2 separate regions of the Homo sapiens genome follow, and region 1 is linked to region 2. Evidence: read pairs that join two places in POLR2A ChIA-PET (ENCODE). Cell type or tissue: B cell. All regions are shown on one strand. Each heading gives the region's core, and the rest is flanking DNA. Links, peaks and the distances in the headings are about the cores only.

The links. Peaks named below come from ENCODE experiments on the same cell type or tissue, not always from the same donor. Only the 100,000 strongest peaks of a DNase experiment are listed, where the experiment ranks them.
Region 1: POLR2A ChIA-PET joins it to region 2 with 10 read pairs; 2 of 35 experiments call an interaction of 5 or more read pairs at or near these places.

What each region holds. Positions count from the first base shown.
Region 1 is chr14:68,630,157-68,638,678 of GRCh38, forward strand. It overlaps RAD51B-AS1 (RAD51B antisense RNA 1), which reads right to left. Exons shown (of 4, transcript XR_007064220.1): 4 at 5,612-7,921. It also overlaps a transcript of RAD51B not described here. Among named protein-coding and RNA genes, the nearest start is that of RAD51B-AS1, 51 kb to the right of the region's middle. In B cell, for the core only: no CTCF peak of the experiment used is centred there; a DNase peak (open chromatin) is centred at 3,325; H3K4me3 peaks cover 280 bases.
Region 2 is chr14:68,279,874-68,288,395 of GRCh38, forward strand. All of the region lies in intron 7 of RAD51B (RAD51 paralog B), which reads left to right. Among named protein-coding and RNA genes, the nearest start is that of RAD51B-AS1, 400 kb to the right of the region's middle. RefSeq lists enhancers at 73-242, 3,492-3,561, 5,298-5,347, 5,398-5,457, 5,618-5,667. In B cell, for the core only: no CTCF peak of the experiment used is centred there; DNase peaks (open chromatin) are centred at 218, 3,278, 3,828, 5,838 and 1 weaker place; H3K4me3 peaks cover 3,988 bases; H3K27ac peaks cover 8,000 bases.

The DNA of each region.
Region 1 (8,522 bases), core at 121-8,120, 350 kb after region 2:
GCCGAGTTTGCCAGGACTGTGCTCACAAGCTTAGAGACGTAAGTCACGTTCCATTGCCTGGGTTGCTAAGTGGCAGAGAAATCCTGGGTGTTTGTTTCCAGGCACTCTTGAGCCTCCGGAGGAATTTCTTCAAGCAACACTAACTGTCCTTTCACCACTCTGTTGGCCAGTGAACCCCCTATCTCTGTAGATGACAGCAGCCCGCTCTTTCTCCCCCACTAGTCCCCCTGCAGCAGGTCAGCCTGGAGCCACATCTGGGAAGGTGTGACCTAGAACTTGACCTCCTTCCCTGATGAGTATGCAGAATCTCCCCAGCTATAAAATAGCATGGCCGTCCCTACCCCACCCCCCATGCACCTCCGGACTTGGAGACATTGGAAGGTTTACTTCAGCACATTTGTGATGCGATACTAGCTGCTTGGAGAGAAACCTTCACCAGCAGCCTCATCCTATAGCAGTGCCTGCCCATCTGGGCAGGAGGTGCCAGGGTTTATACTCCCCTGAGCTTCAGAGGGTGGGATCGTTCCAGACAACCTTCGGCCGGTAACTTCTACGGGCACATCCTTTTTTTCGTATGTTCTACATTGACCCATACCACCACCACCATTCCAACCCCTTGAACCAACCCCTGGTTTCAAGCTCTCCCAGGCTGGCAGATGAAGGAACATTTCAAAGCCATCACGTGGTAATACTGCCTGCTGGCCAACAACTCCATTTCAACAGCGTCACCTTTGGACTGTTCAGCAGTGTTTGTGCAAGTATTTGAATATTTTCTGGCATTTTGGCCCTATTATTTTATAATAATAAGTGGAAATGGAAAAATGAAGTGCTGATTCTCATGATAAGAAGGGCAGGTCTCACAGAGCTCATATAATTGAGGCAAAGATGGAAATCATTAGGCACGCTGAAAGTGGGATTATGTAGCCTCAATCAAATGCTCACTGGAGTTAAGCCTGTCAACTATGTGTCCAATTGTTAAAAAAAAATGAATACAATTAGGGAGCATATATGAAATTCTGGACGTATATGGTCAAAGACTGTGTCTAAAAGGCGGGTGTAGTTGGGATATACTGGATTCCCTCAATTCTAAAGCTGCATTGATTTAATAGCAGTTTTCCAGGACTGGGTTGGGAAGACACTGTGAGACCAGAAATCAGGAAAATACAGTGATAATATTGTTTCACTTCCTGGGAACAGAACCGTCCCTCATAACATGCAAGTGTACTGCTTGCCCCTGGCATGGTGGACCAGAGGGTTTTCAGGACAGTATTAGGGTATGGGAGGAGGGAGTGGCCTGGAGATTGATCCCTTGGGGAGTCACTACAGCTCGGAAGCCGGGGACAGGCCTTTAGTTAATGTGCTAGAATGGATGGAACTTGACTCAAGAGAGGCCCTCATGCCACAAGGTTTTGAATCTCCCATGTGCCCGGCATATAGAAAATTTAGGGAGTTAAAAGCAAAGAGTATAAGGTGCACCTTTTCCTCTTTGGGCACTCGTCCCTTTACCACTGTCCCAGCTCTCCCTGGGGGCCATGCTGTCACTGGCAGCCTTTGCACGGTCTGTTCCCTCTGCTGGGAGTGTCTGTCCTACCTCCTTGGCTGCCTGGCCAGCTCTGGCTCACCCTTGAAGACGCCGCTCAGGCTCCTGCCTCCCCAGGCTCCAGTGTCTGTGTGTGCGCTGCGTGCTGGCCATCCACCTCATATTCTTGCTCTGTCCACACTGTATAACCATCACTGGCTGGCCTGGGAGAGTTTGAAGATGAGATTTCTTGTTCATCTTTCGATCCTCTGCATCCCAGGAGCCCTCAGTGAGGGTTTACTGAGTGAAGCAGGCCAGGAAGGAATGCTGCGTTCTCAGGAAGACCTCTTCAGCAAAACACTGTTGACCTTTGCCTTTGCATCATGCGCCAGGCATGACCTAGCACAGCCATTTTAAACCTCTGAGACACCAAGAAACTCTTTCTTTCTTCTCCAGAAGCCAAACCATTTGTTTCTAAATTCCGCTTTCTTTGCCTCCGAGGCCCCCTCATCTGGAGCCTTCTTGCCCATCTAGTGTCTGGAGCTTCACATCCTCCGGGAGGTTCTTTACTGATACTTTCAGTAAGTAAAGCCACTGACTTTTCCTTCAGCTGTGGGGTGCTCGCTGAATTCTTACCACTTCTTCAGGGAAAAACAACCTAGAAGCACTCTCTGATCCAAAGTGTTTCTCAGGGAGAGCGGCCAAGTGAGCACAGGAGCCGCTCGGCCGTCTGGGACTGTGATGTGATGTCTGAACAGCCTCTTTAGAAACACTGCAGCCTTTTCCAGGGATGCCATCCAGACGGGGACATCCCTCACAAGTTGTCTAGGGTCCTGGGGATGGAGGCCGGGAGCTCCGGATCGAGGGATTTAGCCTTATGGGGCCTGGTTGGCCCCGCCAGGCCAGCTGTGAATGAGGAGGGTGTCTGAGCTCTGTTTTGCACCCGTCCACTCACCAACTTATTCTTGACCTAACACACCATGCCCCTGCTGCCCTTGGCTGTGACGATGGGAAGCAACTGTCCAAAAAGCCTGAGGGGAGCCAGCTCCAACAAACCCACCGTTGGCCCACCATGCCCACCCTACTCAGCGCAATGACCAGTGGGTCTTTATGTTTTACAGTCAGGGCCTTGCTCTGTTGCCCAGGCTGGAGTGCAGTGGTACGATCACAGCTCACTGCAGCCTTGACCACCCAGGCTCAAGTGATCCTCCCACCCCAGCCTCCTGAGTAGCTGGTACTGTAAGCACACACCACCATGCCCAGCTAATTTTTTCTTTTTTCTTTTTCTTTTTCTTTTTTTTTTTTTTTTTTTTTTTTTTTTTTTGGAGAGAGGGGTTCTCACCATCTTGCCCAGGCTGGTCTTGAACACATGGGCTCAAGTGATCCTCCTGTCTTGGCCTCCCAAAGTGCTGAAGTGCTGGGATTATAGGCATGAGCCACCACACCCAGCCCTGGGCCTCTTTTTGAGGACACCAATGCCATTGCCTCCTGGCTAAACTGCTCTCCACACAAGTTAGTTCCACAGACTCTCCAGGTCCTTGGGACCCCATGAAACTCTCTGGGGCTGTGCCCAGAGTCCACTTGACAGAAACCTGATTCTTTTCCTGTGAGGCAAACAGCTGTGATCGGGACATGTCTGTCAGGGGATGACTTGGCAGAGCTACAACGCCAAGGCTCGGATGCATATTTTTTATGTGATTTCTTAAAATTCAAGCAGGAGAATACGCCTTCCCCCAAACGGCTGGCTCCCCCACTGCATTCGCATTCCCCCCACGATGTATAACAGGAGTCCGCAGCCCACCCCTGGAGAGGACAAGGCTGTAATTCAGCAAGGCTCCAGTGACATCCTGACCGTGAGAGTGCAGCTGGGGCAGTTTATGAACAGTGCTCTAGTCCCTGGGGGAAGTTAGCTCTGTTCTCCAGCCCACAAGAGTCTATTGTTCGCTTTCTTGTTTTTCTCCAAATGTTTAGATGTGCTCAGAGCACAGAAAAGCCCGAAACCCAGGCCACCAGCCAGGGCGATCCTGAAGCAGGGAAGCCTGTGGGCTGGAGCTCGTGGGGCTACCCCCACCCACACACACCCATTGTTGTTCCTACCTCGCCCTAAGATGTGACCGTCCTGGAGGACAGAGGTAAGGGAGTGGCCTCTTTTTGGCCAGGGCTGTTTGGACAACAGTGGGCTTGGATTGTTCCAGCAAGTGAGGTATGAGACCACAGCTCAGGCTCACTTGGGTGGTAGCCAGAAGCAACTGCCCAAGTTACCTTGGGCCCATCCAAAATGTGCACAGAGAGAGTTTGGCAACTGTCTTCCAGTTGCTTGTCACTGACCAAGACTGCTGAAGTTTGACAGGAATAAGCAAGTTCTGGCCTCCTGTCTGCATCAAGAATCTGGGCTCCAAGGTACAGCCTCTTGAGTTGGACTCCTGCCATCAGCTCTTCCTAACTGTGCAAACTTGGGCAAGTTACTTAGCCTCTCTGAGCCTCAGTTTCCTCCTGGGTAAAATGGCACCTACCTCGTAGAGTTACTGAGGATTCAACAAGGTAATCAAGGTAAGCACTCGCACAGAATGAGCCCTCAATACATACTGGTTATTCTTTGTATTATTACTGTTATCAATGATTACTAGTACACCATCCCAAAGTCACCTCCTCTGCTTAGAGCATCCATTTTTGTACCTAAACCGAATGCCTTCAACAGTCTCCAGTTGTGGGTCAGAGAACAGCTGTGCAAGAACGGCAATGCCAGAGGAATGAAGGATGAAGTGCCTTGTGATGTGGGGAGGAGAGAACGTGCTCAAAAGCCCGTCGCCTTTGCCTCCCACTCCCCTTAGCCCCAGATCCCTTTCTCCAGGGCTCATATTACCTGCCCTCCCCCAGTGGCTGGGATTCTCAGCCTGCCACTGGCTCCACAGTCCCTACAGAGCCACCGAAACCCTCCCACCCCTGCCTGGAAAATGCCTCTCCCCCGTATACCACCTTGGCGGCCACCACTAGTCAGCCAGTAATGGGGTGGGGGTGAGACGGAGGTGGAGCCTCTGGAAATGGTGCTAGATCAAGGGAGAAGGAGATCCAGGACCCCAACTCCGTAGGCCTGGGATGCTGAGTACAGTTTAGAGATTGGGGATTCATTTACACCAGCTTGGGGGGCTTTGGTGTGAAGGGAGATGGACAGAGTATGAGGGAGGAGGAAAAGGTAGAGGGTAGAGGAATGCATCCTGAATCCTAGTCCTTTCTGACTGGGACAGTTCACATCCATAAACGAGGCTCTGGGGCCTGCCTCAAGAAATGGAACTATGATGATCCCCCTTTGGATGCATTAATCCTTTCAAAAATAAGACTCTGGGAGCCTCCGGTGACAGGGCCATATGGTTTCCTTATCTTCCTTATCTTCCAGCACTCACCTTCCATTTGGAATGTTTATCCCAAGATAATGATCAGATTCCACTTAGGGTGATTGAATGGGGGCCTCTGAGTATCCCCCCCTCAATTTCAAATGAATGGGTGATCCGATCCAATAATAGATGAGCCTAACAGTCTCCTGCTAATGGATGGGGCTCCTCAGCCCCATGCCATGCACCCCCAACTTCCTTTTCCTGCAAATATCCACCCCCTTCAACCTGGGCAACTCCACTTTTACCTGCTTTATATAGTGGAGGGTGCTCTGTGTAAAATTTCTAGTGAGCCAAATGGAACTGCTTTAAACTATGTTTAAAAACCAGAGATGTGATGCTAACTCAGCGATTTTCAATAGAAATGTAATGCAAGCCACAAATGCAAGCTACACGTGTCATTTTAAATTTTCTGATAGCCACACATCTGTAAAAATAAACAGATGAAATTAATTTTAAGGATATATTTTATTTGAAATCTAATTTATATCATAGTTATTTAATATAATTAATATATACTATATTTTATTAAACCCCAAAATATTTTAACTTGTTACCAATATAAAAATTATTTGTGAGGTATTTCACCTTCACTTCTTTGTACTTAGTCTTCAATATCCAGAGTATATATTGATTCTGACTAGCCACATTTCAAATGCTCAGTTGCCCCTGGGCTAGTGGCTATTGTATTAGATAGGGCAGATCTAGACAGACCACACTAAGAACCTAGGGCAAGGACAAACTCTGATGGGCATAGTTGAGCTGGCTGCTAGAGAGAGACCCTTTGAGAAGAAGAGCAATTTACAACTTTGCTCTGAGTCTAAGTGGAGATCTAGCCATCATCTTGCTACCTCTCCTTGCCTTTCCCCTCCCAGGGAGGAAAACACATAGGACACAGCATTTTTTTTTTTAAGTGATAGCAGTTTTAATTGCTACTAATTTAATGGCAGTCATTTCACCTGCTAATAAAATTGTCCATTGAGGCCTCCAGCCGTGAGTGCTTTTTTCCATGGACTGTTTAAAAGTGAAGCTAATGCTGATTGTCACCAAACATCCATGTCATGGATCCACTGTACTTTGTCTGAAGAAGGGGAGGCCCGACTGGGGTAGACAGAGTCAGCTTTGGGTGATCACTGCCAGTAGACACCCTCTGATTCCAGAGAACAGGAGACACAATTCAGCCTTTGACAGGACATTCAGATAAGTGTTCACTAGTCAATCGGATACCATATTTAAGGCTGGGCGTGGTGGCTCACACGTGTCATCTCAACACATAGGGAGGCTGAGGTGGGTGGATCATTTGAGGTCAGGAGTTCGAGACCAGCCTGGCCAACATGGTGAAACCACGTCTCTACTAAAAATACAAAAATTAGCTGGGCATGGTGGCAGGCACCTGTAGTCCCGGCTACTCGGAAGGCTGAGGCAGAAGAATCGCTTGAACCCAGGAGGCGGAGGTTGCAGTGAGCGGAGATTGTGCCACTGCACTCCAGCCTGGGCAACAGAGTGAGACTCAGTCTCAAAAAAAAAAAAAAAAAAAAAAATCCATATTTAAATGGCCATTCATGTTCTGGACCAGGCATTGGAAAAGAACAGAGTTTGTGTTCGGAGGTTTGTATATGTGCTTGATGTCTCCCAGTCCTAGTGAGTCTTGAATGAGTTAATAATGTAACAGGTCTCCTGCTGAAGCAGACATGCCCAGCGCCTCCCTGATCTTCAAATCAAGATAAACACATACAAGAGCAGGCTGGGAGGGGAGTCCTCTGGCAAAGCAGGAGGACGGCGGCCCCAAGCAAGCCCTGCATGAGGGAAGGTGGGGAAGTAGATTCCAGGCCTCTTGGGAGAGCCCTTCGTTGACCACCTTGTGGAATAGTTGCTCTCTAGCCCCTGTCTCTGCTTTGATTTTCTTCAGAGCACTTATAATTCTTGACATTCTATTTTGTTTTTATTTGTTGATTGCTGTCCTCAGCTTTGTTTCTTGCTACTTCCCCAGTGCCTAGAAAGAGTGCCCGTCACTCTTAACAAACTTTTTTTTTCAGACAGGGTCTTGCTCCATTGCTCAGGCTAGAGTGCAGTGGTGCAATCATAGCTCACTGCAGCCTCAAACTCCCGGCTTCAAGTGATCCTCCCACCTCAGCCTCCAGAGTAGCTGGGACTATAACCATGGCCATCACACCTGGCTAATTTTTTAATTTTGTGTAGAGATGGGCTCTTGCTATGTTGTCCAGGCTGGTCTTGAACTCCTGGCCTCAAGCGATCCTCCCACTTTAGCCTCTCAAATTTCCGGGATTGCAAGCATGAGCCACCTCACTCGGACTTCGTAAACATTTGCTGACTGAATAAATAGTATGAGGAGTTTGTTCCAGCCATCCTGGGCAGGCCTGAAAGATCTCTGAGCTTAGAAACAGCCAGAGGATGAGAACAAGCTGGTAGGAGAGGCAGAGCGAGATGGTGGTCTTTGTATGTGATTCCCCTAGTAATGGGGAGACGGAGAAGAATTTGCAGAAGTGAGGGAATGTGATTGCAGCACAAAGGCAGCAAGATTATTTTGTCAGCAACATTTGGATCCCATTGGTGATGAGAGACATGTGGGCCCGGCAAGGAGACAATTGTGGTAGTCAAGACAGGATGTGAATAAGACATAAAGAAGCGTTTCATCAGTGGGGATGGAAAAGAACCAGGGCTGTGGCGGCCGAGTTCAGGAGTAGGAAGGGTCGGTCAGGCGTTCATGAGGACCTCTTCACATACACACACACACAAACACACACACTTGCACACACAGGCAGCCTGCTGGGACCATTCATTTAGAGGCCCCCACAGCACATTTTAGCACAACTGCAAACCTCACCTTCTGCCTCAGGCTTTGGTCTTTGTCTTCTCTTTGCTTCTTACCATAGCTGGGAACATTGCCCTGTGAAGGGCAGGGCCCAGAAACTTTGGAGGAGGCAGTTTCTTCAGTCACAGCTTTTCTCCTGGCTAGTTTGCAGAGGTAAGAGGCCTCAAAGTCACAATGTCCCTCGGGAGAGAAAGGAGAGAAGGCCAGTGAAGGAAGGCCTGGAAGAGGAGAGAAATCCTTTTTTGAACTGGGTCAAGGAGGGCAACTGTGAGCTGACATCCTAACTCACACATTCACACATGTGTAGGCCACGTGAAGGGTCTGTAATTGAGACTGGGGGACTGGAGGAGGCGAATGAGCTTCTTATTAGGAGTGGGTGGGGACCTTCTTGGGGATCCAGCTGAAACAGAACTTTATTTTTAAAGAGCTTTAGATTGATGTCCCTGCTAGCCTAAATATAACTGAGCAGCCAGCTTCTTGCGAGCCAGGCCAGGCTTCCAAGCAAGCTCCAAGACCCTCTTTTTAAGAGAGGGAAAAAAAGAGAGAGGGAGAGGAATCCACAGATGGAAAAGGTCACACAGTTAGCCCTCTGAATGTGCTGGGAGGAGGGAGATGGATGAGCTGGTTGTGTACACTCTGCAGTCCCCTGGCCTCACCATCAAGGAAGAAAGATCAAGGGTTGCTGGGTGATGGGGGAGGGGAGCTGGCATCCACTTTGTACCTGGGATCTGCCTGGCCCAGTCGGGGACAAGTAAGACCCAGGCTTGTGCTCAGAGAGCTG
Region 2 (8,522 bases), core at 81-8,080:
TTGAAATGAAACTGAGAAGACAAATGCCCAAATGGAATTTTTCCCACCTGTGAACTCCTATTCCAGATCCCAGTGTTGTTTGTGGCTCTTCCACATTTAACCAGCTAACTGCCTGCTCTTATTCTGTTCTTATGTGACAACCAATCTTCTGAAACTCTCGTCATCACATTTCAGCAGAAGTGAAAATATTAGCAGAGTGGTTGGTGGCCAAGACAGAAATAGAACCCAGGAGTCTGTGTCCTTTCCCTTGCCGGACCTACTGGAGCATGGTTCCTCCTGCCTGAAGACTCAGTGTTTCCAACTCTAACAAACAGAATTCTAACAGTTGACTGGTTTCTTCTTGCTACTCAAAATTTGTTTTATACTTAAACATTTTGTACAGTTTTTTCTTTATGAATGATTTTGCATTAAACAAATGGGACTTGGTTAATCTGATATCAGTGAATGCCTTATTCTGAGGAAATTAATCCACAAATATCCGTGGGACCATGAGTTTTCATATTGAGAACCTTTTTATGTGATAGACTAGAGAGCCAGGTAGACCAGGTCTGCGTCTGGTGCTCCCATGTGCCAGCTATTTGATCTCAAAAAATACCTCAACTTCTTGAACCTCAGTTTCCTCATCTTTACAACCAGGATGATAACGTTTACCTCACTGAGTTGTGAGGATAAAATAAGCCAACACAACTCAAGCAATTGGTAGGGGTCTGACACATAGGAAATGCTTAGTGAACGTGAGTTTCCTCTCTTCCTCCTTCACTCCTTTAGAATAGGGTTAGAGATGTAGAAACACATAAAATCTCATGAAATGTGCACCATAGAGAGAGAAGGATAACACAAATGACATAAAAAGTCTTGTACTAAGTTACTTGGTATTGATTCTAAAGTCAGGGTATTATCTAGGGCAAGGTGGCTCACACCTGTAAACCCAGCACTTTGGGAGGCCAAGGCAGGAGGATCACTTGACCCTTGGAGTTTGAGACCAGCCTGGGCTGGGAACATAGGGAAACTCCGTCTCTACAAAAAATAAAACATTGGCCGGGTGTGGTGGTGCATGCCTCTGTTCCCAGCTCCTCTTGTGTCTGAGGTGGGAGGAACGCTTGAGCTCAGGAGTTCAAGGCTGCAGTGAGCCGTGATTGCACTACTGCAGTTTAGTCTGGATGGCAGAGCAAGAGCCTGTCTCAAAAAAAAATGAAAAAAAAAATAGAAGAAAAAGAAGTAAAGTATGAGTATTAAGAAGTGAGAGAAAAGTTAGGGCTAGAATAGTTAGCAAAGATATCATGGAAAAGGTAGGATTTGAACTGGCCCCTCAAAGATGGAAACTTACAGAGTAAAGGAGGCTATTTCAGACTGGGGCATTTGGGGTGGGTAAACCATGAGAAATAGAGAAATTAGAACGAGAATGTTATAAGCCTTGGTTTTCCTATTGGAATAATTGAACGCAATAGAATAATAAGTAAAAGGATAATATTAATATGTGTTAGGCACTGTCTTAAGTGCTTTATATGCTAACTCATTTATCCTTAAATAGGTAAGATTGCTATGCCAATTATACAGTTGAAGAAAGTGAGGCACAGAGACATTAACTAATCTACCTGAGTAGGTGTGGAATAAATAATCTACAACTAGTAGGCAGTGGAGCTGAGCTGGAAGCCCAGGGGATCTGACTCCAGAGTCCACCCTCCTAACCCAGGACAGCTGCTTCAGTCACTTCCCAGCTCCCCTCACTCTGCATTGAGGATCAGCTAAGACCATTCTGTGAACATACCCTGAAAAGTATAAAGTACCATATACGTGTAAAATGACATGGTTATTCTTATTAATGATGTCATATGAGAGGCGACAAATAGCTACCTGAAAATGAGGGAGAAAAACTATGGTCTAGCACCCACATGCAGTTGTACTGGGCAGGTTTAGCCAGTGCACAGCATATATGCCTCACCTTCCTCTCTAGCGACTCTTGAGTCCTGAAAGCCTCACGTTTCCCATTTGGACAGTGTTCCAGGAGGCCATTTCCAAGCCAGTATCAGAGACTAAAAACCTGTTTGGCATCTGGCAGTAGGGCTTGTGCCTCAAGTGTGATCTGCCTTTGGCCAGGACATCCTTTTTTTTTTTTTTTTCTTTTGAGATGGAGTTTTGCTCTTGTTGCCTAGGCTGGAGTGCAATGGCGTGACCTTAGCTCACTGTAACCTCCACCTCCTGGGTTCAAGCGATTCTCCTGCCTCAGCCTCCCCAGTAGCTGGGATTACAGGCACGCACCACAACGCCTGACTAATTTTTTGTAGTTTTAGTAGAGACAGGGTTTCACCATGTTGGCCAGGCTGGTCTTGAACTCCTGATCTCAGGTGGTCCACCTGCCTCGGCCTCCCAAAATGCTGGGATTACAGGCATGAGCCACCATGCCCAGCCTCAGGACATCCTTTTTAACGGGCTTGTACCACATGATTGGGAGTTTGAATGTTAGTAACCATGATAGAAGATCTCCACTCCAAGGGCATCACCGTGGGAGGAAGCCTGCCCCTACTTACCATGTAAATATTTAGCCATTTCAATATATTTGTTCTGGACTTGTTCTTCTTATGTGTGTCTCCTGTGTTGAGTCTGTTTAATTGTAGGTTATTATTGTGTGTCTATATTGATGTCATTTCTTTAAGTACAGACACAGACAGCATTGCTTCAGCTGCCCCCACCCCTCCTTTTAAAAATAACACCTTACACAATATCCCTTCCTTGAGGACATCAAATAAATAACTTTTGTTCAAGAGCATATCTGATGAGGTGGCTAACTTGGAAATTTGTTCCTAGGCAGACCTTGTGACCTCTGTTTCAATACATAGTGAGTGGCCTTTGCTCCCATTTTATGCTACAGATTCACTCTGGAGATAGAATTGGTTGCACCTCTCCAGGCAGTGAGTTTGGAGAGCCCTTGGTGGTTAGGATGCCATTTGTGCTGGTGGCACAGAAATACAAGCAGTAAGCCCAGAGTTGCTTACTCTCCACTGGAGGTTTCTCAGAGGCTGGGGGGGACCCGAGACTCCTCTGCTTCAACTCCGCTCTACTATATGCCACTGGAAGTGTAGCTGAGGCTGAAGGGTATCAATGTTGGTATTTATCAGGTTGGACTCCCCCAAGTGCCCTATTTTCATACCTCCAAGGAGCAAGTGATTCAACAGAACTGTTTTCTTGGCCTCAAATGAGTCTAAGAAGGGGAAATCACTTAATACCAGCCGTCTGTGAGGGACCGATCACAAAGCTGTGTCTTTCTAATCCTCCTTGTAAATCAAAGGGAGGGGAATCCCCAGAGCCCAGGAGTACACATGAATAGAAAGCACCACAGGTAATAAAAACACCTAAAAAGGTCAGCAGAAACTCGGGGAGCTGCTGGAAATTCACCTCCTCTGCCTTTCTATGGGACTCAGTGGGCAGTGATCAGGTAGCAGGCAAGGATACCCAACTACACACCAAAGCAACTTGGCCACAGGACACGTACAGTGCAGCAGAAGGCTGGTAGGATAGTTTCTTCCACATCCATGTGAACCTCAGAGTCATCTGACCATTGGCCTTGTTCTCTTCCAGGTTCTAGCTGGCCAGAGACTTTTTTGGCCTCATACTAACTGCAAAATTGCACACAGTTGGCGAATACACCACTGGAAGCCACTGTGGCTGCATTGTCACAGTTCACCAATTGTGCATGTTATTTCCTGCAGTGGGCCCAAGATCACTGACAGGATGCCGTCGGGGTTGGGCTGAAGGTGGAAACAGCACACTAGCTTGCTGTTTGTGGCCTCTTTACAACTGCCGGCCCCATCTGAGATCCGGAACCAACACGTGCTAACCTCAGCCCATTGGGGCCAGTGGGGCAGCCAGCAGTGGAACCATAGCTCTCCACACCTATGTCTATGGCACGGTAGCTGCCGGCCCACAGTTTCCACTGCATCCCCTTGCATGTGCACCCCAAGAGAAGTAGGCCAAAGAGAAAGCTGCCTTAGGGAGCCACATGGTTATCTTGTGTGTTTACTTTTGCCAAATGGCAGACACAATTCTACTTCAATGCATTTTTCTGAACTCAGTGGTCAAAAGTAGCACGGAAGCACTACTTGCGTCAGCCCCCTCTGTGATTGAGCGAGTGTGTGCTTGTGCAAAGCTGAGGAGATTTTTTTTCACCTCCTCCTTCTGCATTCCCTCAGACTGAGCCACTCTCTTCTTTAGGGGCTCCCCTACTAGGCAGAGTGTTTCTCTAGCTTTGCCTGTGGATTTCACAGTGAAATCTACAGAAGACAGTTTTCCTCAGGGCTGATAATAAGAGGTATGAACTTATTAAGATTGGAAGCATTCTCACCATAAACACAAATTATTTCAAGTTGCTCCTTCATCCCCTTTTCCTTGGCCACTGCCATTGGTTCTGTGTAGGATGGATTTCTTAAGGTTGAAGATAAGCAATGCAAAGGTGGAATTTTGAGTACAGCACTCATCCTAATGTGGGTGAAATATATGAAACATTTATTCTAAGCAGACTGCTACATTAACAGTTGTTATACATTCATTCTCTGCATATCTTTTGTGGACTCAACACTTTTAGGTACAGAGAGGTTAGGAGAATTTCCCAGAATTGCACAGCAGGTTAGTGACAGTGCCAGAAATAAAAGTCTGCCTGACTCCCACACCCATGTTTTCTTCAAGCCAAATTGAAGTTTGGCCTCTTCTCCACAAATATTTCACAAGAAAAATTCCCCACAGCCTTTCAGAATTTCCCAGAAAACAATTGTTGTGCAGTCCTTCAAGATGGAAATGGCAGGCTGGAATATTGAAACCTTATCAGCTTTTATTCTAGAACTGACAGTTGATATTTTCTGAGCTGAAGCTAAGATAAAAGTTTATTTTTGTGTTTTTTTTTTTTAATCGTGGAATGATTTTTGATTTTCCAGAGCATGGCAAAACTAAGCCAGCAAATACTAAAACCACATTTGTTTTTGTGACGCTCAAACTCCGTAACAAATATTGGGTATCTCTATACAAAGCTGGATGTGGACAGGAAGGGTTTGGGATGGGGAGAGGCATGCGTCTGGGAGCGTGGCCTTTCTGGACCTACCCTGTTCTCACTCTCTTCCTTCTGCCTCTTGCCCTCATTGCTTTCCTTATTCTCTTTCTTCCTCTTGTCTCCTTCTCACCTCCAGCTCCTACCACAGCAGACAGGTTGGGGCAGACACCGTCATGGTTGGGGAGCAGGAGGACAGCATGGGGAAAACCACTCCAGGCCTTTCTCTCAAACCTTAGTGATGAAAGGACTCAATGGACCTGAACAATTTCTCACAGGAAAGTTCCGGTCTCTGTCTCCTTAAAAGCAAGGCATTCAGTAACCCTTAACAGAGCCAGGATTAAAACTTGAATTTCTGACTTATCCCAGGCCTCTGTTTGGATAGAAAGGCTAGGTCACTGTCATATATGGCAATTAGGATCACTTCAGATACAAAAGTAACATTTTTAAAGCTGTGCCTTAAGCAGAGAGACCATTTTTAGTACAAAAAGGAAAAAAAGATTAACTGTGCCTTCAGAGCTGATGAAAGGCAGAGCCTCGTCACTTTGAAAGCATTGGATTTAGTGCCAGGCGGGTTGGTGAGTAGACTCAGCACCCACATTCTCTTCTTGCGTCTCTCTCTGGCCACCCAGATTATCCAGGGGCTGCTGTTTACTTGAGAGCTAGAAGTATCAGGACGGACTATCACTGCACCTCGCCATCCTGGCCCAGTTAAAGTGATTTTGAAACTTCCTGATGTGTGTTAGATTGTGGCAGGTTTCTGCCAGGGAGTGGGCGGGAGGAGGAAGCAGGTGTTTTTATGGGCTAGAAATGCCCCTGAGATGCCTGAGGTTGCTTCGTGAATCCTCTAGCCCAGCCTACCCCTTCAACTCTGTTGCACAGAGACATGAGTTCCATGAAAAATTTAGTTTCAAAACTTCCCGTGGGCGCCGGAAATGATAACCACATGTTATCAAGAGCCACTGAAAACCACCAAAAATTTGTCAAAATTCATATAAGATTGCCTCACATACTTGACTTTCATAGAAGCGGAAGCCATTGACCTACTTGATTTATGGTATTTATTAGCAGAGTCTGAAAAGACTTTTATCACAAGATTGATCTTGTTACAGTGTAGCATCTTGACCATCTTTCAGTGTATTTCTGGATATTAGATTTATTTGTTTATTACTTTTATAGGTGGAATTCTCTAGACCATGACATTAAGGCCTGGAGAAGTCACCTGTCAGTAGATCTGAGCTGAGAGTTTCTCTCTCTTCTCCTGTGTCCCATGTTGCCTTAGGAAGGAGAGCAGGCAGGGAAGCCTGCATGCCCTTATCTCATCTGTACTATTGGTCTTAGGTGACTCCAGTTCACTTGGTGGAAAATGGGGATTACAAAATTTGCCTCTCAGCTGCCCCCACAGAAATCTCAGTGATGGCGTTTGTCAGATTCTTGGGTCCTTAAAAAATCTGACTTTTAAATATCGAATAATTATTTTGCTGATCATGAATATCTCTTCTGCTGACCAAACAGGACCAGATATCACATTCCAACCTATTCTATCCCTGGCTGACCACAAACTCCCTCTTCTTTGTCCCCCACCAAAAGTCAGGTAAAATGAGCTGTTTCTATCAAAGGCTGTGTCTTCAGGCCTGGCCATTTCCCACTCAGGTCTCCAGTGCTATCCAATTTTCTCTTCACCTGTACATTCTAGTACTCATGGAAGGCTCCAGTATACAAAATGGCTACTCATGGGGCCCCCTCCCCTTCCACCCCACCAAAGATATTTCTAACCTTCAATGTAGAGTAAGTTAGAATTGACATATACATTGTCCCTTAAAGGCCAGGAACATTAAGCTTGAGCAGAGGGTAGGTGTAGCCTGGGTATAGTCTAGTCATAGCCTAGCTAAAGAAAGATGAGTCAGCTGAAGGCAGAGGGTCTGCATTGGGCACATAGACTGGCAGAGAGTTGGGCTCAGTTGGCTCAATCCTCTGACTAATGACCAGTTAATTCTGCTTATTCTCTCTTAACTCAAGGTATTTGCTGCCTTAAGCTACTTTTTAAATACTTAGTGGAAATAAGTCATCTATTTTCATTAGTGTGTGTGTTGTGTGTGTGTTGGTTGGATTTTCCTGGCCAGGAGCCTCTGCCTTCTGACCAAAATGACATTGATTCCCAGCCTTCTGCCTTAGCAGTTCATCCCATCTTTAACTGGTTCCCCTCTATCTCTTTTCTCTAGCTTATATGCCTTGCTGGCTGTGAAAGGAGGACCTACTGGGTGGTCTATGAATCTATACCCCGTATTTCTTTTTTAAAGATCTTAATTTTTCTCCCTATTTTTCCTTGTGGGAAGGCATTAAAAATGGGACTCAAGGTCTATGTGACACTATATGAGGTGCCATTTCCTATACAGGTGCACCTCTGTAAGCAGCATACAGTTAAGAGGGCAATGCAAAGAAGCTTTGGGAGTAAGCATTCTCTCATATATAAAGTTGAGTTGAGACAGAAGTTACTTTATACAAATATAGGGTTTCTTGTTCCTTCTAATAGGTGGATGGTATTCTTCTTCCTCGAGAGAAGCTGATTAAGTTGGATTCTGTCTATTCCTGGCTTCAGACCTAATCATGACCATTAAAAATATCTATCTTTTCCTTTGTCCAAGAATCCCACTCTGGTCTTGCATTGTAATTGGTGGTGTTGGGGGTGTGTTGCGTGTTTTCAATAAGCCTTATTTTAGGGAAATAGCAAAAATAGCATATGTACTTTCAATTAAATTGTTATTGCTTTTGAACATATTGACAGCAAATATTTGTTATTTGTCAGTAGTGGCCTATATGCTGTATAAAAGGGAATCAGGCATGGGTTTTATAGCTAAACAAGCAAGGTATAAATCAGCAAAGGATAACTAATGACAGTGGTGGGGTAACATTTTCCATAGGCCGGGTACTGTGCTAAGGACTACCTGTGCGTTATCCAGCTGAATCCTCAGAACCATGTGAGCTAAGTATTATCATACCCAGAGAGACTATGAAGCTTGCTCCATGTCACACAGCGAGTAAATGGTAGAGCCCAGGATCTAAGTTCAGGTCTGATTCCAAAGCCCTTGTCCTAAACACTGTGCAAATTGCTCTTACACAAATTTAGTACTGAGCATCAGAAGACTCAGTCTTTCCCATGGAGCAAAGCAGCAGGAAAACCCCATGAAGCGTCAGTTAGAAACCAGACTGTGTTGAGTCTGTTTATAAATTATAATAGTATTTCATGTGTTATTTTAAGAGTATAGTTTTCAAGTCTCTTGATTGCCTCAGAGGAAAATATACCTATAGTCTTCTTCCCAAGTTGTGATGATTGTAATCAATGCTTTGGGAAATGTTTTCATTCTATCCTTTTTGCTGAAAACAGATTTAGAAAACCACAACAATTCAGTAAGATGGCATGATTAGCAAAGCCCTGAGTTTGGTTGCTATGTATCCCTTTGGTGATTTGGCTTTAAGACATGTAATT